Linked DNA regions of Homo sapiens: region 2 is linked to region 1. A link is an interaction called in ENCODE POLR2A ChIA-PET data of the cell type or tissue named here. Cell type or tissue: A673. All regions are shown on one strand.

Evidence for each region. ChIA-PET counts read pairs that join two places held together with the same protein. Peaks named below come from ENCODE experiments on the same cell type or tissue, not always from the same donor. Only the 100,000 strongest peaks of a DNase experiment are listed, where the experiment ranks them.
Region 2: POLR2A ChIA-PET joins it to region 1 with 5 read pairs; 3 of 35 experiments call an interaction of 5 or more read pairs at or near these places.

Annotation. Positions count from the first base shown.
Region 1 is chr10:79,089,118-79,093,117 of GRCh38, forward strand. All of the region lies in intron 1 of ZMIZ1 (zinc finger MIZ-type containing 1), which reads left to right. Among named protein-coding and RNA genes, the nearest start is that of ZMIZ1, 22 kb to the left of the region's middle. RefSeq lists enhancers at 1-573, 1,195-1,696, 1,697-2,196. In A673, no CTCF peak of the experiment used is centred here; a DNase peak (open chromatin) is centred at 1,534.
Region 2 is chr10:79,027,447-79,031,446 of GRCh38, forward strand. The region is part of intron 5 of ZMIZ1-AS1 (ZMIZ1 antisense RNA 1); the gene reads right to left. Among named protein-coding and RNA genes, the nearest start is that of ZMIZ1-AS1, 38 kb to the right of the region's middle. In A673, no CTCF peak of the experiment used is centred here; no DNase peak of the experiment used is centred here.

The DNA of each region.
Region 1 (4,000 bases):
CTGAGCAGGTACCTGGGCTGGTGCCACACTTGGGGAGGTGGACACGTAGCCTCAGAGCCCGAAGCAACTGGTGGGGTTCATTCCCATGGAGGAGAGGTTCTCCGTGGTCCACGGCCGGAGCCTCCGCATGTCAGATCCTTCTCCCCACCCAGATGGAGCCAAGTGGGCCCCACATCAGTGAAGGAAAAAGCCCTTGGCTCTTGTGCAAACACAAATTGTGGAAGAGTGGCATCAACAACACGAGGTGCTCCCCATCCATCCGGCTCACTTTCCTTCTACGAGATGAACTCAGCTCAGGGTGTTTTGTGCCTTCTCCGGTTTGCTCTAGTTTGGTTTTGGTCTGGTACAATTGAAGTCTTTGCCTCCTTCCGACAGAAGCACTGGACCCCTCTCCCTGGGCCCTGAAAACCCGGAGGGGTACTGGGACTGCTGTGTTGGATCAGAGGAGTCAGGTAGAAATTAGGGGTTCTGGGTGCAGGGAGCACTTGAGGTGCCTGCTGCATGCTCCCTGAAGACAAAATCCCAGGGAGGATGTGTCAGTTCCGAGGGCCACTGAGATCACCACCTCCGTGAGCATGAGCAAGACCCTATTGGCCGCACCTGGGACAGCCTTCCTGGGCAGGGCCAGTCCTACCACCTCCTTTGTCCCTCTCCCACTCCCCAGACCCCCACCCCCTACCCCTCAGGCCACCTGCTCCCTTTTTACCCAGGCACATGTCCATGTGTGCCCTTACAAGCTCCTGGCTTTCGGAAGGGAGGGGACAGGTTGTAGAGAGACGGGATGCGCCGGAGTGTAATTTTATTTCTGTGGCTCTCCTTTCAAGCTGTCACGGTAAATCTATTTTACTTGTCACTTTGTAAATCATTATGCAGGATTAAGCCTTTTACCAGCTTTTAAGGCTTCTGCAACCAGGGACAACCCCACCTCTCCCTCATCCTGCCTTCTTTCCCTCACCTCCCTTCTGAATGACCCTACTGCTGTGTCTTAAGGCTCAGTTAGAATGTAAGTGGGGACCCAGGAGACAGCTTGCTGTCATTGAGTTTAGCTGCCCCATTTTACAGGTGGGAAAACAATCCCTGGAGAGGGAGGGACTCCCAGGTGCAGTGCCTGGGGTGCTTAGTGTTTTGTGGTGCCCCTGAGCAGTGGGGAGGGAAGTTGCTGAAAGCAACCGAGCCTGGGCATGGGACTTGGAGGGTTTTTTTTCTCATCCCCCATGGGGACCTGGAGGCCCCCTGTGGCTGTGGCAAGATTGCTCAAGACCCACAAGGAGACCCCGTTTGGAAGAGGAGACATACTTGGAGGGAGAGAAGGACCTTCTGCCCCCTCTCAGGGTGTGGGGCTGGTGGGGTAGGGGACTGGTGACAGGAAGCTGGAGGTGGGAATGTGGTCACAGTCACCCTACTGGCATGTGGGATCCCGTTTATTTATTTCTCCAGAAATCTGTGTCCTTCTCCAGAGAAGGCTTTGAGGTGCAAGAACAATGAAGCCATGTGCTGAGATGTTGAGAGTTGCAGATAGTGGCTGGGACTACTAGGCCAAGAGCCAGCAGTGTGCAGCGGTGCGTTTCCTTTCACGGGTCCATCTGGAGCAGCCTGCTCACAAAACCAGAGTGAAAAGATGCTCACCCACAAGGCTGATGTGCATTGTGGGAGCTGAGGTTTGGGGGGTGCCCACTTTGAGAAGCCAGGGATGTATGTGCCCAGGGCCAGACTGCCCAGCTGGGCCATGCCGGGTTTGACAGCCTTAGGTCTTGCTGCCTTTTCCATCGGGATACACTGGCCTCATCGCCAGGTCAAGGGCTTCCTCCCTATTGCTGGGGTTCCAGGGCTGTCCTCTGCCCGTCTGTGCCAATAGAGGGCCCCGCCTTGGGGGGCTCACACTCACCTGTCCTGCTTCCACCACTCCCCACCTAGACCTCTGCTGTCTTGAGCCCAGATGAATTAATCTCTTGCAGCAATTTCAGTCTACCAAGAGACCTTCTCCAGCATCTTCTAGGGGAGGGTCCTGTGCTTTGGGGAAGCTGGACTGGGTGACATTCATTTCCACAGCCCTCTTTGCTTTCCCTGTTCAAGCCACCATGATGTGCAATGGCAGCTGCCTCTTTTTTTTAACTTAAAATTTTAAAATTTTGTGAGTACATAAGTAGGTATATGTATTTATGTGGGCAACTGCCTATTTATTGGCCTATTTCTAGACTCGAGCTGTTCTGCAAAGCCAGAGCCTTGTCTCTTATCCCCTAGCACGGGGGCCATAACGGCACAGGCTAAGGCAATATTTCTCCATTAGAAGGATGGCCAAACAAGAGTCCTCAGACCCTGACCTCAAGGAGTTTCACAGTCTGCATTGGAAACAACCTTGGCTACTCAGCAGAATAGCTGCAAGGAGTACTGAAAGCTTCAGAGAAATCGGCTAATAAGTTCCAAGGAGTGAGATGAGAATGAGCTAGAGTGGTCGGTGGGGAGGGGCCTCCTGGAGGAGGGGGCATTTAAGGGCTGCACTGAGGATGGAGAGGCTTTAGCTAGAACAAGGCAAGGAGCGGGAGGAAAGGTACTTCTGGGCGGTGGAACCGGCATGACCAAAGGAAGGGAGGTGTGCCTGTGGGGGTGCTGGGGCAGCTCAGCCAGCACCCATGGACTTTAGGGGAAGAACAGAGGCCAAGTTTCTAGGGATGGCTGGGACCCCAGAAGGAAGCCAGGGTTAGGAGGGAACACTTATTCTAGAAGTGGGGAGGGAGAGGTGTGTGACAGACTGGGTGAGGACAGAGCAGTGTTTTAGGAGATTTAGTGACAGGGAGCCACCTGGGTTGGAGGAGACCTGAGCCTATTAATTAGGCAGGTGAGTGGAGTCCCTGAGGTGTACTTCAGGACCAACCAGGCTCCCTGTACTGGGTGGGATGGGGCAGGGCTTAGGGGCTGGTGCTGTTCCCACCAGCCCCGCTCCATGCTGAGTGGGAGAGGAGGTGGCAGCAGCAGCTGGGGCTTCTGAAGATCTGGGTGCAGGCTTGGTCTGGCTACTCCTGTGCCTCTGTCCTCAACCTGCAAAATGGGGAGATTCTGCAACTCCACCCAGCCTGTCTGCCTGCTGCTGTGAGGAGTGCTGGAGACACAGGGAGGGGAAGTTCTTTGTGAACTGACATTGCCTGTTCTCATCCCCTTCTGGAAAACTGGTGGCTGCCATGGCATGGCCATTTCATGGCTGCTGGCTTCCCTCTGTTCTCCAGATTGGGGGTGACCCTAGGACCTGGGTTTCATTACCAACAAGCCATGTGATCTTGGGTCAGTCACCTCCCTCTTCCAGGCCTTGGCGTTCTCCTCCATAAATGGATCCGTGCTGATAACCTAAGCCTCGCTGCACGCAGTGTGGCTGTTGTTGTGCTAGGAGACCCAGGCTTGGGCTGCGGCTAGGGGTGTCCCCCTGTGGGCAGAGCCCCATACCTGTTGTCACAGTAGCATCGCAACACCTCCTTATAAGCCTTGGAACCTCGGCCAAGAGGTTTCTGTGTACGCTTCTTGGTCTCTGGTGACTTCTAGGCCCATTTGACATTTCTTTGCACTTCCTGCCCACTCCTGGAGGCCCCTGATTAGTCTACTTGGTTACAAACCCATATCAGATCCCTGATATCTCCCAGCAAGCCTTGCACAAGGCATGTGCCTTTAAGTGATGCTCGTGGCTCTTTGAAATCTGGACACCAGCTGGCAGAGGGGTGGTCAGGTAGCTCGCTTTTCTGTAAGATGGGTGTATTTTGTTTTTTTTCTTTTGGAACAGATTTTGATTTTCTGATAATAGAGCCCTTGAGATAGTGAGGAGACAGTACCGGAAGCAGCACCCCCAAAGCCGTTTGAATACAATGCAAGCAGTTGAGGGGCTGAGCTACCAGCCAGTAGGAGAGAGGTTCCTGGGGGTTCAAAGAGCAGTGGGGGAAACTGAGGTACAGAGAGTACCCAGCAAGAGAATGAATGAGTGGCAGGTCCAAGCTTCAGATAATTATTATTCTTTCTA
Region 2 (4,000 bases), 62 kb before region 1:
TGTGTGAGCATGGCAGTGCACACCCATCACAAGTGTGCTGACCATGGGGCATGCTCCAGATTAGGGGGCGGATCCCCCCACGCACCTGTCTGTCTCTTGGTCGCCTCCCCTCCCCTGGGGTTTATCTGGCCCAACAGCCTTACTCGCAGCCCAGGCAGCAGATAATTGATTAATAGAACTGGTGCTTGGCTCTTCAAGGTCTGGCTGGAGATAAGCAGAGACTCGAGTACCAGCGAGAGGGGGGTGCTGAGGATTTGGGGCTACCCTCGGAGCCCACAAACCACAGACACCCCCGTCCCCAGCCTTCACCCACCTCCCCCTCGTGCCTGTGGTCCACACACCCACCACGGTAGCACATGCAGGGCAGGAGCCCACAGTAAGCCACAGAGTGCAAAGCTGGGCAGGCCCCACCTCCCACCCTGCCTGCCTCAGAAGCTGAGCTGAGCAATGAATGGCTGCTGAGCAAATAACCTCCCAGCTGGGAGTCCACTCACTCACCACTTCCTTCACACATCCATTCTTTCCAGCACCTGACCTAGCACCTACCAGGTAGGGGGTGCAGGTGGCACCAGGAGCTCCAGAGGCCAGGCAGACACAATCCTACCTTGGGGCCATCACAGCCCTTGTGGCCTCTGAGGACCCTCCCAGGCCAGCAAGACACATGAGGAAACAATAACGTCAACCCCAAGGCCCAGTCACATAAGGAGAAGCCACGAGCTCAGACCTGCAGTTCTTTCCACCAGGTCCCTGGCAGGGGTCAGAGAGGAGGGGTATTTGAGAATGAACATGCACGGCATGTCCAGGAGCACCAGATAGGAAGGCTGCCCCCACCCCACTGATTTCCTGTTATGTGCCAGACACTGTGCGGCAGAGCTGTGTAGGGGGCTTGTCCTGCTACCTGCCAGCAGCCCTATGAGGTGAGCACTGCTACTCTCCAAGCTAAGGGCCTGAGAGAAATGAGGGTAGACAGATAAGGTTCCAGAAAGACCCTTCCCTTAAAAGAAAAAGGCCATGACTGTCAGCAGAGAATGCTCAGCTTCTTCCAGGGCTCTTTCCAAGCTAGAAGGAAACCCCCAGGGCCAGACGATCAGGATGGTTAGGGCTTCCTGGAGGGAGGGCAAGAAGGACAGTGGGGACGTCTGTCCCTAGCTCAGGTGCAGGGGGCAAACTCATGGCCCCTTGCTGTTTGGGGTGTGGGCATATACCTGCAGCTCCCAGAATGCCACCTCGGAAGCCGGGAACCTTCTGGGCTTGACAGTCATCCATCCCCTCAAGGAGCAGCAATGGCCAGATGGCCTCTGGGGCAGCTGCTGCCTCTACCCTGCCAGGCAGTCTTCTGGAACATTCCCACCATCGTGGCCTGGCCCCAAAATGGTGCCCCAACAGTCTCCCTCAACATAGCCTACTTTAGACCCTTAATTTGGAGAACTATCAAAGGCCAGGGCCAGAGGGCCAGTGGGACCTTTTTTTTTTTTTTTTTTTCAATGGAGACACTTCAGGCAGAGACAGCAGGCAGCAGGCTGGCTTCTGGTCACCAGGCAGGTACACAGCAGGACTGGGATTTGAACTCAGGCCTCCTGATGCTTAGCTCAACTCAACCTTACAGAGAGTACAGGGGCTAAAGCCATCTCATGTGAGACCTGATTCAATTTTCCATCCTTCTCTTTTTTTTTTTTTTCTTTCTTTTTGTGGGGGGAAACAGGGTCTCGCTCTGTCATCCAGGCTGGAGTGAGTGCAGTGGTGCAATCATAGAGCTCATTGCAGGCTCCAACTCCTGGGCTCAAGTGATCCTCCTGCCTCAGCCTCCCCAGTAGCAGGATGACAGGTACACGCCACTACACCAGGGTAATTTTTCTTTTTAATTTTTGTAGAGACAGGGTCTTGCCATGTTGCCCAGGCTGGTCTTAAACTCCTGGCCTCAGGCAATCCTCCTGCCTCGGCCTGCCAAAGTGCTGGGATTACAGGTGTGAGCCACCGCAACCAGCCTCCTTCTTTCCTTCTTTCTTCTACTACTTCTCCTGCCCCTTGTTCTTCACCTTCTACTCTTCTCCCCCAAGCCCTGCCTAATCTCTTTCTTTTTCTCATTTTTCCTTTTCCTCCTTCTTCTTCCTTCATCCTGCTCAAGTGAAAAAATAAAATGTCCTCCTCTGGTTGCAGATAGGAGCATCTGTCTGTGTGAGGGAGACCTCGGGGCCCTATTCCCCGTTGCGGTGGGCAGCATAACAGCCCTACCAGAGATGTTCACACCCTGGTCCCTGGAGCCTGGGAATATGTTAGGGTACATGGAAAGGAAAATTAAGGCTGCAGATGGAGTTAAGTTTGCTAATCAGCTGACCTCGGGATGGGGAGATTATCCTGGATTATCTGGGTGGGCCTGAGGAAATCACAGGAGACAGGAAATGGAAGAGGGAGGCAGAAGAGAGCCCTAGAGAGGGGCAGCATGAGAGGTACCCGGCCTGACACTGCTGGCTTTGAGGATGGAGGGAAGGCCATGAGTCAAGGAACACAGGCAGCCTCCAGAAGCCAGAAAGACGAAGGCTTGGACTCTCCCTTAGAGCCTCCAGGAGGATCGTGCCCTGCTGACACCCTGATTGTAACCCAGTGGGACCCACTTTGGAGTTCTGGCCTCGTAACTGTAAGATGATAAACTCCTGTTGCTTCACGTCACAACTTCAGTGGCCATTTGTTACAGCAGCATAGGACATGAACATACCATTCCATGCCTCCCACGGCCCCCCAGGTGCATTTCTCCAGGGATGGGGACTCCCTCCAATCTCAGCCAGCTCCCACTACTACCAAATCCCTCCCTGTGGGATCCAAAATTGTCCTCCTTGGAGCTACTTTCCAAAGCATCCGCTCTGTTCCCCCTGGGCCCCTCTCTGCTGGTGATCATGGGATCAATCCCCTCCATCCTTTTCTTCTCTTTGCCCAGCGATCCCCAGAATTCTTTGCTGATTGCTCTGCCAGAAACTCCCCTCAAAGAAATCTCATTTCCTGCTCAAAGCTTCCCTCAGAGTTCCAGGGGTCATCCATGCCCAGGCCAAAGTTCTCAGGAGCATAGACTCAGTCTACCTACCAAGGAGGCATTGAGTAGGATGGAGAGCATGGTTCCAGCTGGCTGTGTGGCCTTAGACAAAGCCATGCCCTCTCTGGACCTCTGATGCCCCATCTGTACAAGGGATAAAATCCTGTGAGTTTGGAGGAGGGCCTTGGGACAGAGTGGGTCTTGTCCTCCCTGATTCTTTTGCCAACACAACTCTCAAGCACCTGACTTCTCTCTGTGTTGCTTGTCATTAGCAGGAGAGGAAAGGAGAGGAGAGGAGAACAGAGAAGGAGAGGGAGAAGAAGGAGAAGGAGAAGGAAGAGACATCCATCCCTACAGAAATTGTATTTAAGTGTTTTATTGTATGCTCTGGCTCGGGCAGCACCTTAGTTAATGGTGTGTCAGATGATGGTACAAATTTATAGCTGAAGGTTTACATCACAGACAGCTGGAATGAATGACAATAAATTAATTTAAAGTGCTACCAAAGTGTTCCCCAAAGTATATGTGCTTATGAGCTCTGGGCTAATAATTTATAAATGCATGCCTTTTATAATCCTGGTCTTAAGTCTTGAAAGCAGCTAGTTAAAAAGCAGTCACATGACATAAATTATTTTTATTAATATCACAAGTGCATGATTAGGGTGGTGGGAATGGCGGTCACCACCAGTCCATGGTTTCAGCAGCCAAGCATCTCGTCCTTTCTCCCCATCCTCTGGCTCTGAGAGGAGGGGACCTCACAATGCCAGGGTCCTAGGTCCCTGGCACAGCTACCAGGGCCTGAGCTGGTGCCCCCACATCCTAACCCTGCTTTCCTGGGTGTGGAATGAAATTCTCATCCAATATGGGTTTCCTCTTCTAATGGCTTCCTGCTGCTCAGATGCAGAGAGCAAATATCTTTGCATGGGCATGCAATCAACACAGACATTCACACAAACTCAGAGAGAGAGAGAGAGA